2 separate regions of the Homo sapiens genome follow, and region 2 is linked to region 1. The links are chromatin contacts, found by Hi-C or POLR2A ChIA-PET in ENCODE. All regions are on one chromosome and are shown on one strand. Each heading gives the region's core, a stretch centred on a gene start or an enhancer-like site at or near the end of the contact. The rest is flanking DNA. Distances are from core to core; before and after follow the strand shown. Region 1 holds the start of ZNF280C (zinc finger protein 280C). Region 2 holds the start of ELF4 (E74 like ETS transcription factor 4).

Region 1 (7,260 bases), core at 1,562-4,061:
TAAAATATTTATAAGCCCATTACAAGTTAATAAAAATACTTTTAATGAGAATAACTTTTAAAAAACAAATTTAATGAGAAAAGTAATATTGATTTACATTTTTGCAAATGTCTTTAATATTTATCTTAATAAAAAGCAGCTGGATTCTCTTATTCTCTGGGGAAAAATGCTGTATGATCTCACATGTGGAATCTAAACAACTTTATCTCATAGAAACAGAGAGTAGAAAGATGGTTACCAGAGACTTGGGAGTTCAGGGGTGGGACAGATGGGGAAAAGATGTTGATCCAAGAGTACGAAGTTTAATTAGATGGGAGGAATAAGTTTTAGTTATCTATTGCACTACAAGGTGACCACAGCTAATACTAATAATGTATTGTATATTTCAAAATTGCTAAAATAATTTCTAACATTCTCATAACAAAATGATAAATTGGTAAGGTGATGGCTATGTTAGCCTCTTTCAATAATGTATACATATCAAAACATCACATTGTACCCCATAAATACGCACAATTATCATTTGCCAATAAAAAGTTAAAAAGGAAACAAAAAAATGAAAAAAAAAACTCCTTAAAAGAAAACTACTTTGCAGCAAATGAATAAAGTCTAGACGAATACTCTACTTTCAGGAGTCATTTCTACAGTTCATTACTAGTGATGTTTCTCTGAATGTACAGAGCACTGGGAAAAAAAGTCTAGACGTATATATTTGATTCAAATTACTGAGGAAGGCTGGGCATGGAGGCTCACTCCTGTAATCCCAGCACTTTGGGAGGCCGAGGTGGGTGGATCACGAGGTCAGGCGTTCCAGACCAGCCTGGCCAACATAGTGAAACCCCATCTCTACTAAAATTACAAAAATTAGCCGGGCGTGGTGGCAAGGGCCTGTAACCCCAGCTGCTTAGGAGGCTGAGGTAGCAGAATCGGTTGAACCCGGGAGGCAGAGGTTGCAGTGAGCTGAGATCGCGCCACTGCACTCCAGCCCGGGCGACATTGCGAGACTCCGTCTCAAAAAAAAAAAAAAAAAATTACTGAGGAAATCAAATCTTTTTGAATCACTACTTAAGACAAACTCACTGAAAACCAAGTAGCTGAGATTTGGAGTTATTCAACCTAAGAACTTTTTCAATAGGATATTCTTCAACTCTTCAACATGCTTAGAAATAATATTAAAGTATGAAAAAGTCGAAAAAAAATGAAGCCTTAAAAATAAAAATATAAAGGAAAAAGGAATTGAATAATACTTCTTAAAACTTTTAAGTGAGCCTCCTTGCTTATTCTCCGTGACCACCTCACTCTCACAAAAAGTGAGACATAATATACCAAATTGAACATTGGATGAGGGTCAGAAAGCCTAGGTTTAAGAATTGGTTCCATCACTTCCTAGGCACATGACCTCGGTAAAGTTCTGTCCTTGAGGCTGTTTCCTCATCTTCAAACAGTTCTAACGACACCCTACAGCCCATCTCAAAAGGGGTGCTACCAATGAAATATACAAATGCAAGATACGATTATAATGGAATCTGTACTGCTGTAGAAACATCAAAGGTACACAGCCCTAATTTTACAAGCAAATCAGTGCCTTTGTAGGCTCAGTGAAGTTTCTGCGTAAGGAGATTAAGTTTGCACAGTAACCCCCAAACCAGGACACCTCACAAATACTAAGAGGAGACTTTTGCAGTTTAAAACTCTACTTCTAGGTTTCTATTTTATGTTTAGGGGCACTAAAAGACATTACAACTCATAGTCCAAACCTGAAAACAATAGTAAAAAAAATTTAAGGTCGCAGATTTAAAAAACTCCACAAAACTAACAAATCTTTCCAAACAAAGAGAATCCCCTGGATGAAGGTCTCCCGTGCTTGCAGAAGCTGGTTCACTTGACAATTTCCTCTCGAATTTCTCCTTAAAAAAGCATTAAAACCTGAGAGAAGTTGAAAGGAACTCCCTCCATCTCTAGAGCAGGAGTATACCTCAGCATAATTTTTTCCATCTCTTTAAGTAAAACCTGCAAACCTCCTAGTTAGAATATAGTGTATTTAACTCCACGTTTCTCCTCAGGGCTCTTATCCTCTAGACAATAACGGAATAGAGCACGATTTCTGTGACAGAGAAGGGAAGTCCCTTTGGCCAGAACAAGGTTGTGGGCATGGAATGACCGGTCCTGTGTGGGGGGAACCTGCGCAGAAAGAAGGGGTCACAGGGTCTCTGATGCCTGAAAGTTCGGAATCCCCTCAAGTCTCTTTTCGTTTGATTGAAGAGACTTGAGGGTGGGCGGGTCTCCGTCAAACATCAGTATCAACCGTACAAAAGACGAAAGGGAGTTGCCTCCAGAATGAAAAGCCCAAACCGGGTTGGAAACAGACCGACAGGACTCAGGAGGTGAGAAGGCTGCCGCAGCTGCCGCGGCCCGCGAAACCACTGCCCGCCGCGGGCCGCCAGGCTCTACCTCCAGAAAACCCTCCCCCTTCAGGGCCCGGCGCAAGATGGTGGCCCACCAGCTACCACGCCGCCAAGCCTGTCCCCTCCCCCGCACCCCCGTCGATCCGCACCGGCATAGAGACCCTCAGCCAGCCGCCCTCAGAACCGCCCTCTGGGGAAGGCTGCCTCGGCCGCGCGGGAGAGCTGCTGCCTCCTTCCGCGCGGCACAGGCGGGGGCGGGGGCCGCTTACCGAGAGCAGAGCAGATCGGTCTGACTGGGGTTCGGATAAGGAGGAGGAGAAAGAGGAGGAGGAAAGGGAGGAGCGCGAAAAACCTCAGGCGACAGCCTCAGCAACAGCGACTCCCCCGGAGACTTCCAGCGCGGAACCGGCGTCTCAGCCGGGGGCAGAAGTATATAACTGCACGCGCTGCCTCATGGGTAGACGCCGACTCCACCCCCTGAACATCCGGGGCCTTTTAACCGCCCACGGACGGACGGCTGGTACTTACATGTGCACATGTGCAGCTACTTTACTTACCGTCGAAGGCAGCGGAGGAAGTGTAATTGACTAGCGTGGATGCAGCTTTTCTAAGCAAACGCTCGATTTAACCTGGAGTTGTCATCCCAAAAAATACATTGTACCTGACTACAGAGAAACATGAATTCTGGGTCTTCCTTGTGTGTGAGGGCTAAAGACACGAGTTAAAAATATAAATATATTGTTTTCTGGAAATACTGTACTTGAAACACGTCTCAAAATACTAGTTATTTTTACCTTTTGTTTTAAACATATGGTTTTGCTTGTCTCTCTGTTACTTCTAATTGCCATATGGATGCCTATAGTAGGTACAAAAAATGCTAAGGAAAAATACATTTACTCTTACACACAAGGAAGACCCAGAATTCATGTTTCTCTGTAGTCAGGTACAATGTATTTTGTGGGATGACAACTCCAGGTTAAATCGAGCGTTTGCTTAGAAAAGCTGCATCCACGCTAGTCAATTACACTTCCTCCGCTGCCTTCGACGGTAAGTAAAGTAGCTGCACTTGTGCACATGTAAGTACCAGCCGTCCGTCCGTGGGCTGGCCGCGGTGGCTCACACTTCTAATTCCAGCACTTTGGGAGGCTGAGGTGGGTGGATCACCTGGGGTGAGGAGTTTGAGACCACTTCCCTTTCCTCCTCGCCTTTCTCCTCCTCCTTCTCTGAACCCCAGTCAGCCTGACCAACATAGTGAAACCCCATCTTTACTAAAAATACAAAATTAGCAGGGTGTGGTGGCACATGCCTGTAATCCCAGCTACTTGGGAGGCTGAGGCGGGAGAATCACTGGAACTTGTAAATACATTTACAAGAAAAACACTTGCCAAAATACTGCTTACAGAAACATTTTCTAGACATTGTGCTTTGAACTGTAAAAGTTTCTTCTCCCAAATTTCTCCACAAGGTTTATAGCAGTACTGGTTCATCTCTCTTTTTCTTTTTTGAGACGGAGTTTCGCTCTTGTTGCCCAGGCAGGAGTCCAATGGCGTGATCTTGGCTCACCGCAACCTCCGCTTCCCGGGTTCAAGTGACTCTCCTGCCTCAGCCTCCCGAGTAGCTGGGATTACAGGCATGCGCCACCACACCCGACTAATTTTGTATTTTTAGTAGAGACGGGGTTTCTCCATGTTGGTCAGGCTGGTCTCGAACTCCCCACCTCAGGTGATCTGCCTGCCTCGGCCTCCCAAAGTGCTGGGATTACAAGCGTGAGCCACCACGCCTGGCCCAATTCATCTCTTAAGAGTTGCCCAGACTGAAAATATCGTGTGGCTTACATAACACACACGTAAATCCTGTCACTGAATCCTACCATTTTTTTTATTTGAGCTAGTTTTTTCTTTCTTATTTATACAGCTATTTGCTTCTGACCCTGAAAATAAGCTTTACAGGAAAAGACAGAGAATAATCAAAATAAAACAGTGAAAAGTCCCAAAATCTTGGAGCATGCATAGTTGGTCCCTGCTTCCGGTCAGGGTGATAAGAAAGTCCGGGCACCTTTTCCTTTGATGCCAGCAGGAAATTTAAAACTAGCAAATCTACAGCCGCATGACTCTGCTTTTGGCTGTAGTGGGAAATTTAAAACTTGTGATTCTCCAGCCTGCCTCCTTCTTTGGCATTGGTGGGAAATTTAAAACTGGCAACAAAAATTGGTGCAGTTGAGAAATTTAAAACTTGCAAATCTACAGCCTGTGCGGCATTTTCACCAGCCCCACTTCCTAGATGCTATAAAGGCCCATCCAACTTCCTCTGCCTCTGAAACCAGCCCAGACCTGTTTGCAGCACCCAGCCCTCCCTCACTTACCCCCACTAGTCCCCAGGGTAATAAAATTTCTCTCAAATTCTCTTGTCATATCTAGTGTCACGAGTGTCCACATCCAACCTAAAATTACGAGGAGGAATGGTCAAACTGCCTCAGCAGGATGACCAGAAAACACTTATACACCCAAATTTCAATCTAACTTATTCTTTTTTTCGTGAAAAATACAGCCAAGAAGACCAGCGGGCTCTGGTCAGTTGACTGTTTGCAGACTCTGGTCAGCAAATTTTCTATCAAGATGAAAATTTGAGAAACTAAATAATAACAATAATTAAAAGGATGTCTGGTGAGAATGGAATTAACACATGGGAAATTGTTTGGGTGATTTTTAACTGTTCTTAAAACTCTTCCCCAGGCTTCTAGAAAACCACTCTATATTGGTTCTCTTGACTGGCTGGCCGTACGTTCTTTTTTATTTTTCAGCACTTCCAGTAAATGAGGGCTTACTCCTGTATAGGTTTTTCTGACAATTTTAAAAATTGAGACAAATTTACATGAAAAAAATCTACCATTTTGAAGTGTACAATAGAGTGATTTCTTATATATATTTACAGTATTGTGCAACCATCACTGCTATCTAATTCCAGAACATTTTCATTACCTCCCACCAAAAAACCTGCAAACCTATTAGTAGCCACTCCTAATTTCCTCCTATTTGTATCCTCTCACCAATCATTAATTAACGTTTTTTATCTATGGATTTGCCTATTCTGGATATCACATATAAATGTAATCATACAGTATGTAGTTTTTCATGTCTAGCTTCTTTCATTCACTATAATGTTTCTGAAGTAGGTTCATCCATGTTGTAGCACATATCAATTCGTTCTTTTCTCTCTTTCTCCCTCCCTCCCTCCCTCCCTCCCTCCCTCCCTCCCTCCCTTCCTTCCTTCCTTCCTTCCTTCCTTCCTTTCCAGATGGCCTCTGGCTCTGGCTCTTAGGCTGGAGTGCAGTGGGGCGATTTCCAGTCACGGCAACCTCCACCTCCCAGGTTCAAGCAATTCTCCTGCCTCAGCCTCCTGAGTTGCTGAGATTACAGGGTCCTGCAACCATGCCAAGCTAATTTTTGTATTTTTAGTAGAGTTGGGGCTTCATCATGTTGGCCAGGCTGGTCTTGAACTCCTGACCTCAAGTGATCCACCCGCCTCAACCTTCCAAAATGTTGGGATTACAGGCTTGAGCCACTGCACCCGGGCCACTTCATTTCTTTCTATTATTGCATGATATTTCATTGTACAAACATATCACTTTCTGTTTATCCATTCTTCAGTTGATGGACGTTTGGGTTGTTTCTGCTTTTGGGCTGTTATAAATAATGTAGCCATGAATATCAGTGTATTAGTCTGTTCTCACACTGCTCTTAAGATATTACCTGAGATTGGGTGATTTATACACAAAGGAGATTTAATTGACTCACAGTTCCGCATGGCTGGGAAAGCCTCATGAAACTTATACCATGAAGGAAGAGAAAGCAGGCACCCTCTTTACAAGGTGGCAGGAGAGAGAAAGAGTGTGTGTAGGAGGAAATGTCAAACACTTATAAAACCATCAGATCTTGTGAGAACTCACTCATTATCATGAGAACAGCATGGGAGAAACTGCCCCTATGATCTAATCACCTCCCACCAGGTCTCTCCCTCAAAACCTGGGGATTACAATTCAAGATGAGATTTGGGTGGGGACACGAAGTCTAACCATATCAACTGGTGTACAAGAATTTTTTTTTTTTTTTGAGATGGAGTTTCACTCTTCTTGCCCAGGCTGGAGTGCAGTGGCATGATCTTGGCTGACTGCAACCTCTGCCTCCTGAGTTCAAGCGATTCTCCTGCCTCAGCCTCCTGAGTAGCTGGGATTACAGGCACCCACCACCATGCTCGGCTAATTTTTTGTATTTTTAGTAGAGACGGGGTTTCAACATGTTGGCCAGGCTGGTCTCGAACTCCTGACATCAGGTGATCCACCTGCCTAGGCCTCCCAAAGTGCAGGGATTACAGACATGAGCCACCATGCCCAGCCGGTGTACAAGATTTTTAAAAAAGCTTTATGAAGATAAAGTTCACATAAGGTACAATTTATGCACTTAAGTGTGCAATTCAGTGGTTTTTAGTATATTCACAGGTACATGCAACCATCACCACAGTCAATTTTAGAACACTTTCATCACCCTAAAAAGAAATTCTGGCCAGGCGCGGTGGCTCACACCTGTAATCCCAGCACTTTGGGAGGCCAAGGCGGGCGGATCACGAGGTCAGGAGATCGAGACCATCCTGGCTAACACAGTGAAACCCTGTCTCTACTAAAAATACAAAAAATTAGCCGGGTTTGGTGGCGGGTGCCTGTAGTCCCAGCTACTCGGGAGGCTGAGGCAGGAGAATGGTGTGAACCTGGGAGGTGGAGCTTGCAGTGAGCCGAGATCATGCCACTGCACTCCAGCCTGGGCGACAGACCAAGACTCCATCTCAAAACAAAGAAAAAAAA
Region 2 (7,260 bases), core at 2,890-5,389, 160 kb before region 1:
TCTCATCTCCCCCACGGCGCCTAGCATCGGTTGGGCACACAGTAGGTATTAATAAATGTCTGTTGAATTGAAACTCAGCAGCCCCTATGAGGTCAGAACCCTCATAAGCACCCCGACCAGCAGTTTCTTGGCAACCAGCACTGGGGCCCGAGCTACAGGGCATTAGCAGTGTGGCTGCTATTACAGGACACACGAGGCTCAGCGGCCAGAGATTTGCAGGCAGGTTGGTGTTGATGAGAAAAGCCCCTGACCCCTAGGAAAGCGCCTATGGGATTCTGGGTGCCTTGCAGGAGTTTCCTTTCTCCCCTGCAGAAGTAGTTTTCAGTCTGAGAACCACAAAAAGAATAAATTGGAAGAGAAGCCAGAAACCTCTTTGCAGCTTAGAAATCCAGGAGAGATGCCAAGCCCGGGTTGGGGTCAGGCCCTACCCTGAGGACAGAAGGCTGCCCAGGGCCTTTCCCAGCTCGGTGGGAGATCCTGGGGAGACAGGGGGCATGGCAGACATGACCCCTTCCACTGCAGGGGGCTATAGGGATGTTTGGGGGGTGTCCCTAAGAAATGCCATCCTGCCCTGGAACCCAACAAATGACATCCTGCAAGATTGCCACCTGTAGCTCATGCAGAAACCAGTGTCCCAGCCAGGAGCAATGGCTCACGCCTGTAATCACAGCACTTTGGGAGGCCAAGACGGGCGGATCACCTGAGGTCAATAGTTCAAGACCAGCCTGGCCAACATGGTGAAACCCCGTCTCTACTAAAATATACAAAAATTAGCTGGGGAAGGTTGTGGGCACCTGTAATCCTAGCTATTCAGAAGGCTAAGGCAGGGAGAAATGCTTGGGCCTGGGAGGCAGAGCTTGCAGTGAACCGAGATTGGGCCACTGCACTCCAGCCTGGGCGACAGAGCAAGACTCCATCTCAAAAAGAAAAGAAAAGAAAAGAAAAGAAAACCAGTGTTCCTTTCCCTCTCATTCACCCAAATCCTAGGGCAAGACTCTGTGTGTGGGGAGGGTGGGAGGTGCATCTAGACCAGAATCTGGCCAGGGTCTTCAGGCAAAGAGAAGCCCCCAAGTCTAGGGTGCTTGATCCCCCACACTGGCTCAGGAATTTGATCCTGGCTTCCAATTACAATTATTTATATAGATGACATATCCCCTCTCCCTGACCCCTTCCTGTACACCTGCTCTGACTCCAGCCCACACGAAAAGGTACACACAATCCCGGAAGGCAGGTGGTGTCTTCCTCACATCCATGTTTTCCTCACTGCCACTTCATTGGGGTCTGGTACTAGGACCGGCTCTGAGCAAGTGTTTGCTGAATTGAATCTGAGTTTTAGGCGCTGCATTAGGCAATATCGTAAGGGCAGCTAGCACTTACTGTGTGCCATGTGCTGTTCTAATAAGCATCTTATATGTATTCATTCATGTATTTGATCCTCACCAAAGTGTTATAAAGTGGTCTCATGTGACAGATAAGGAAACTGGGGCATACAATTGACTGGGATCACATAGCTAGTAAATAACAATGCTGGGATTTCAACCTAGACAGCCAGGCTTTAAGAACTGGAGGTAGCTGGGCACAGTGGCTCACGCCTATAATCCAGCACTTTGGGAGGCGGAGGCGGGTGGATCACCTGAGGTCAGGAGTTCGAGGCCAGCCTGACCAACACGGAGAAACCCCGTCTCTACCAAAAATACAAAATTAGCCGGGCGTGGTGGTACATGCCTGTAATCCCAGCTACTCGGGAGGCTGAGGCAGGAGAATCACTTGAACCTGGGAGGCGGAGGTTGCGGCGAGCCAAGATCGTGCCATTGCACTCCAGCCTGGGCAACAAGAGTGAAACTCCATCTCAAAAAAAAAAAAAGAACTGGAGGTAAGGAGTTCAAGATTACAGTGAGCTGTGACTGTGCCACTGCACTCCAGCCTGGGTGACAAAGTGAGACCCTGAATTAAAAAACAAAAACCAAAAAAAAAACAACACTCTAAACGCAAAAACAAAAACTGGATGTAAAATTACATTGCGGGGGTAGGGGATGTGGAAAGGAAGAAGGCCAAGCTTAAGAGCAGAAGAGCAGAGGTTTCCCCAGGAAAGCAAACTCCTCAGCCTGTGTCTAGCTGGGTCTGTGCGGCACAGGGCCTGATTTTTGCAAGATGAGGGGCATTTTGGACATGCTATCACTCAGGCCCCTAGAGACAGACCACAGCACCCTCTATTTTAGATCCCAATATATGCCAGAGAAGACAGAAGCCACTGTGTCACCACTTAGCACTAGGTGAGGGAGAGTGAATTTTGGGCCCCTAGGTTGTCCAGGGGTGGGCGCCAGTTCCTGAGCAACCACCGAGCAAACAGTGCAGCACAGGGAGGAATGCCAGACATAGTTGCAAACAAGCCACTCCTTCGGCTCACAGCAAGAGGCTGGGTGAGGGTGGTAGCATGGAGCCTGCTTCATGGTCCCCCCCACCCCTGCCCCCAACAAGAGATCCCAGGCTCTGAATCCAGCCCCAAAAACAACCAGATGCAAGGTAGCCTCTTCCTCACACCAGCTGGCTGGGATAGGAAGTCCTCCCTGATAATCTTCACTGAACTCCAGAGAGCTCCCCCTACGCTGCTCCTGTACTGGATGCACTGAATCTGAATTAATGGTTGAGAAAGCACTTTATAACCAGGAAAACCCAGTGTAACTAACTGCAAGGAAGGACTGGCATTCTTGCTGGGCATATGTGTTCCCCGGGCATTTTCAGTGCCAAAGTCTCCCCAAAGGGAAGAGCTAGAACTGTTCCCTTCACCCACCTCCAACCTGGCACTCGGGCCAGGGGTCAGCTGGCAGGGGGTGAGTCCCCAATGGGCGTGCCCACCAGCTGTTGGGGCTGAGCAGTGGTGGTTCAGGCCCTGGGGTGGTGACCTCACTTCCGCTCCTACCTCCCCACCTCCCCAGCACTCCTCCCATTTGAGGCCCCACCAGGCCAAAATCGAGAAGTCCAAGGTTAACTGTTCTTTCCCACTTTAAGAGCTAATTAAAATAATTAGCCACAATGAACTGTCAAACATTAACCAGAAGAGGCTGCAGGACCAGACAGGCCTCTATCACAGGCCGAGGGATGAGGGGCAGGAATCAAATGGCCATCAAATCCCTCAGCTGGGGTATGGTGCGGGGCGGGGGCGGCCCAGGAGGACCTCGCTGAGCCGAGGTGCCAAGGGGTCAGGAGGTGACTCTGGTCAGGAAGGTGATGTGCAGGCATACGGTGGTGAGAAAAGGGAGTCAGGGTTAGGGTGCGGTGGAGGAGCCAGGAATTCATAAAGCGGTCACCGCCTCAGCAGTCCCTCAAGCCTCCAAAGCAAGGCGCTGGCGTGAGGGGACCCCGCACGGTGCGGCTGCTGAATCCCCTAGGCGGCGGCCCAGGAGGGAACCCGGAGGCGGGAGAGTCGGGGAGAGCGGGAACGCGGGAGCGGGAAGGCTGGCGGCTGGCTCACACGGAAACTCCGGCCCCTGCCAAGAGGTCTCTATTTTGGCGATCCAGTTCTCCACATCATAGGTCTGCGTGCGCGTGTGTGCGTGTGACCCTAAAGCCCTGGCCCCAGAAGCCCCGGGGGCAGTCGGATCCATCTAGCAGCTCCGCCGCGGTCCGCCCCACCTCCTCTGCCCTCGGGCGCCCAGCTTCTGGGGGCCCGCTGTCATGATCGGCCCCGTCACGGAACCCAGGCTGCCGGGGGCGAGGGAAAACAGGGGCCCCTACCCCGACTCCCCGACTCGGGGAATCCATTCCACTTCCATCCCGGGATCGGGAGCCCGGGTTCTCCATCACACGCGCGGCGGGGCGACTCCAGGGCGGCTCGCGACACTCCGCGACTCTCCCGCCCTTCCCTGGGCCCCCAGCCCCACGCCGGGGCCCCGGCGCTCTCGATTCCGCCCTCAAGCAAACTTTTCCACGTCCCCCAAGGCTCGAAGAACCGGCGCCATCGACGTACCTGAGGCCGAGTGGCTCACGGGCCCAGCTCGGTCGCCGGGCCGGGGTCTGTCTCCGTGGTCCCCGCTCCGGGGGCCGAGACGCGGGTCCCCAGCCCCGCCAGCCCGTCCTCTCCCCTCGGAAGCCGGGCCGGGCGAGCGGCGCCAGGAACTCGGCGCCGGCGAAAGGAGAAGTGGAAGTTGAGCGCGGCGCCCGGTCGGTCCCCGCGGCCGCCGGGGCCGCCGTCCCCCGCCCTCCTCCCCGCCCGCCCTTCTTCCCCGCCCGCCTGCCCCCGCCACCCCGCGCCCGTGACTCACCTCGGCGCCGGGGCAGGCTGGTCCGGGCGGGCGAGGCGCAGGGCTCTCCCACACTTCGCGCCGCCAATGGCAAGTTGGAGGGAGAGATGCAAATACCAGGTGAGACGGCGGCGCCCCTGATAAAACGGGGCGGGGGGCGGGGTGGAGCGCGCGGGGAGCGGGGCGGACGCCGGGGAGGGCCGGGCCAAGACACGGGGCGGCAGGGGCGCCCGGGGAGGGGGCGCGAACCGGCGCAGACATGCACCGAAACGAGCGAGCGAAAGGGGAAATGCAGTAGAGACACACACGTCCCCGCAGGCGGCGGATGGGGCGGGCGCGAAGGAGGCAGGGCGGGAGGGAGGGAAGAGCCGGAGGGAGGGACCGACGGGAGGGACTGCGGGCGGGCGGGGTGGGGGAGGGAACGAGGGAGGGACGAGGCATCTCGGTGGAAACAGCGCCCGTCCGCCCCGGCCCGCCCGCCGCGGTCGCCAGCACGGCATGGGGAGCCGTGCCAGGGGCCCGCGCGGCCTCTCATTCCCCTCGCGGCTCGCTCGCGCCCGGGGGACCACGAGGCAGGGCGCCCGCAGAGCCCGCGTCGTGCGCCGCGGCCCGGGCGGGCGCTCCCCACTCTGCTTCTAGCCAGCGAGACTCCGAGCTCTCTGCTCGTTCCGCGCCCTTCCCGGTGCGAAGCCCCCATACAACGCCCCGCAGAGAAATCCCTTCCCCGCGGACTCGGGAAGGTTTCGTCCAGCCCCCTCGGCCCGTGCAAGTGGAGACTTGCTTGACGCCTTTGGGCCAAGCCCTGCGCTCCACATTATTGAGCTCCTGGGGTGTGCAGGCCCCAGCGGGAGGGCGGGCCGTGCGGCGGGTGAGGCCGCGAGATGCCCAGAGGATACAATTTTGGAACCATATGCCCGACTCCGCAGAATCCTGGGCGTAACACCTGGGGTGACTGGAGAGTTTCGGCGACTTCTTAGGGAAGTCGAGTCTAGGACTCCTGCGGGAAGTTGGGGTGGGGGACGCTGGCAAGATATGAGTCAGGGGAAGGGCTAGGGGGAGAGGGGCTGGCCCAGCAAGTGCAAAGAGAGCCAGAGTTCGGGTGCTGGAAGAAAGCCCATGCCTACCTTTCTTCCCCTGTCCAAAGCCAGGCTGCTCTGCTCCACGCGCCCACTTGAAAGCCACTCAGGCACGCTCCCCTTCTATCTCCCCTTTGCCCTCTCTGACCTGCCTCAACATCAATACCGCCGCCTACGTGGGTCTGCTGATAGGAGGCTCTGGAGAGAGTGCGCTGGGAATTGTTACTCTGTATAGTTCCACGTGGCCTTTTTGGGGGTGGGGGCAGCAAGGCCTAAGCCTTGGCAGAAAGCATCAAGACTGAAGGAGCCCCAGGGGATGGGGCCTTCTAAAGGGCTTGAGGTTGAAGGACCTACTCAGCCTCCAGCATCGGCCTGCTTCTCCTGCCTTGGGAAAGGATCATCTCAGGCGCAGGACTGGGGGACAGGAGTGGTGGTGGATGATGGCCACAAAGGCAGCTGCAGATTACAAGTTCCCAAGGAAAGATCCTGTGGCTGGACTGGGGCGCCGGCCCCTGAGACCTCCTGGATACTCAGAATCAAGTCCCCAAAACAAGCACTTTGTCTTTTCCAAGCGGGCATGCTTTTCCCAGGGGATTCCAGATCCTGGAGACACACAGTTCTCTGCTGGCCTCTCATCCACGAGGTCCCCTCTCAAATTTGGGGTAGGTTCCGGATGTCCCTAAGCCCTCTTTACCTTGACTTTGAAATTCACGAATGGACAGACACGTCTGCACACGCGTGCACACACACACACTTTCCCATTTTGCTAAGAGCTCAGTGGTCTGTAACCTCAGACAGACCTGGGTTCCTATTCCAGCTCACTATTTACCAGCTGTGTGACTTCAGGCAAGTCACTTAAACTCTCTGAGCCTCACTTTTCTTCTTTAAAACAGAACAAAAACAAAAACTAGGCTGGGTGTGGTGACTCATGCCTGTAATCCCAGCACTTTGGGATGCCGAGCGGGGTGGATCACTTGAGGTCAGGAGTTCAAGACCAGCCTGGCCAACATGGTGAAACCCCATCTCTACTAAAAATACAAAAATTAGCCGGTGTGGTGGTGCATGCCTGTAGTTCCAGCTACTCGGGAGGCTGAGGCAGGAGAGTCACTTGAACCTGGGAGGCAGAGGTTGCAGTGAGCCGAGATCGTGCCACTGCACTCCAGCCTGGATGACACAGTGAGACTCCATCTCAAAAAAATAAATAAATTAAATAAATTAATTTTTTTATTTTTGTTTTTTATTTTTATGGGTACATTGTAGGTGTGTGTATTTATGGGTTACATGAGATGTTTTGATACAGGCATGCAATGTGTAATAATCACATCAGGGTAAATGGGGTATCTGTCACCTCAAGCATTTCTCCTTTCTTTGTGTGTTTTCTTTTTCTTTTTTTTTTTTCCTTCTTTTTTTTTTTTTTTTTTTTTGAGATGGAGTCTCGCTCTTTCTCCCAGACTGGAGTGCAGTGGCGCGATCTCGGCTCACTGCAAGCTCCACCTCCCGGGTTCATGCCATTCTCCTGCCTCAGCCTCCTGAGTAGCTGGGACTACAGGAACCCGCCACCATGCCCGGCTAATTTTTTGTATTTTTTAGTAGAGGCAGGGGTTCACTGTGTTAGTCAGGATGGTCTCGATCTCCTGACCTCGTCATCCACCCGCCTCGGCCTCCTAAAGTGCTGGGATTACAGGCGTGAGCCACTGCGCCCGGCCTCTTTCTTTGTGTTATATACAATCCAGTTATACTCTTTTAGTTTAGATTTTTTTTTTTTTGAGACGGAATTTCACTCTTCTTGCCCAGGCTGGAGTGCAATGGTGTGATCTCGGCTCACCGCAACCTCTGCCTCCTGGGTTCAAGCGATTCTCCTGCCTCAGCCTCCCGAGTAACTGGGATTATAGGCATACGCCACCACACCTGGCTAATTTTTGTATTTTTAGTAGAGATGGGGT

What was found. A loop is a pair of places that touch in the nucleus more often than their neighbours do. ChIA-PET counts read pairs that join two places held with the same protein, here RNA polymerase II (POLR2A). Pooled maps may share reads with other maps.
Region 2: a loop to region 1 is called in a map of Caco-2, with 24 times the contacts of the local background. The contact joins the promoter of ELF4 here to the promoter of ZNF280C in region 1. A Hi-C loop is called at or near these places in 2 of 168 maps with a recorded cell type or tissue (Caco-2 and naive thymus-derived CD4-positive, alpha-beta T cell), 4 of 37 single-sample maps with no recorded cell type and 7 of 50 pooled maps. POLR2A ChIA-PET finds 5 or more read pairs at or near these places in 1 of 52 experiments (activated CD4-positive, alpha-beta T cell).

Annotation. Positions count from the first base shown.
Region 1 is chrX:130,266,088-130,273,347 of GRCh38, forward strand. It overlaps ZNF280C (zinc finger protein 280C), which reads right to left and starts at 2,812. Exons shown (of 19, transcript NM_017666.5): 1 at 2,675-2,812. RefSeq lists a silencer at 2,513-2,592.
Region 2 is chrX:130,106,358-130,113,617 of GRCh38, forward strand. ELF4 (E74 like ETS transcription factor 4) reads right to left here and starts at 4,140. Exons shown (of 9, transcript NM_001421.4): 1 at 3,968-4,140. It also overlaps a transcript of RAB33A not described here. RefSeq lists silencers at 4,022-4,091, 4,172-4,321, 4,572-4,621, 4,632-4,681, 4,752-4,871.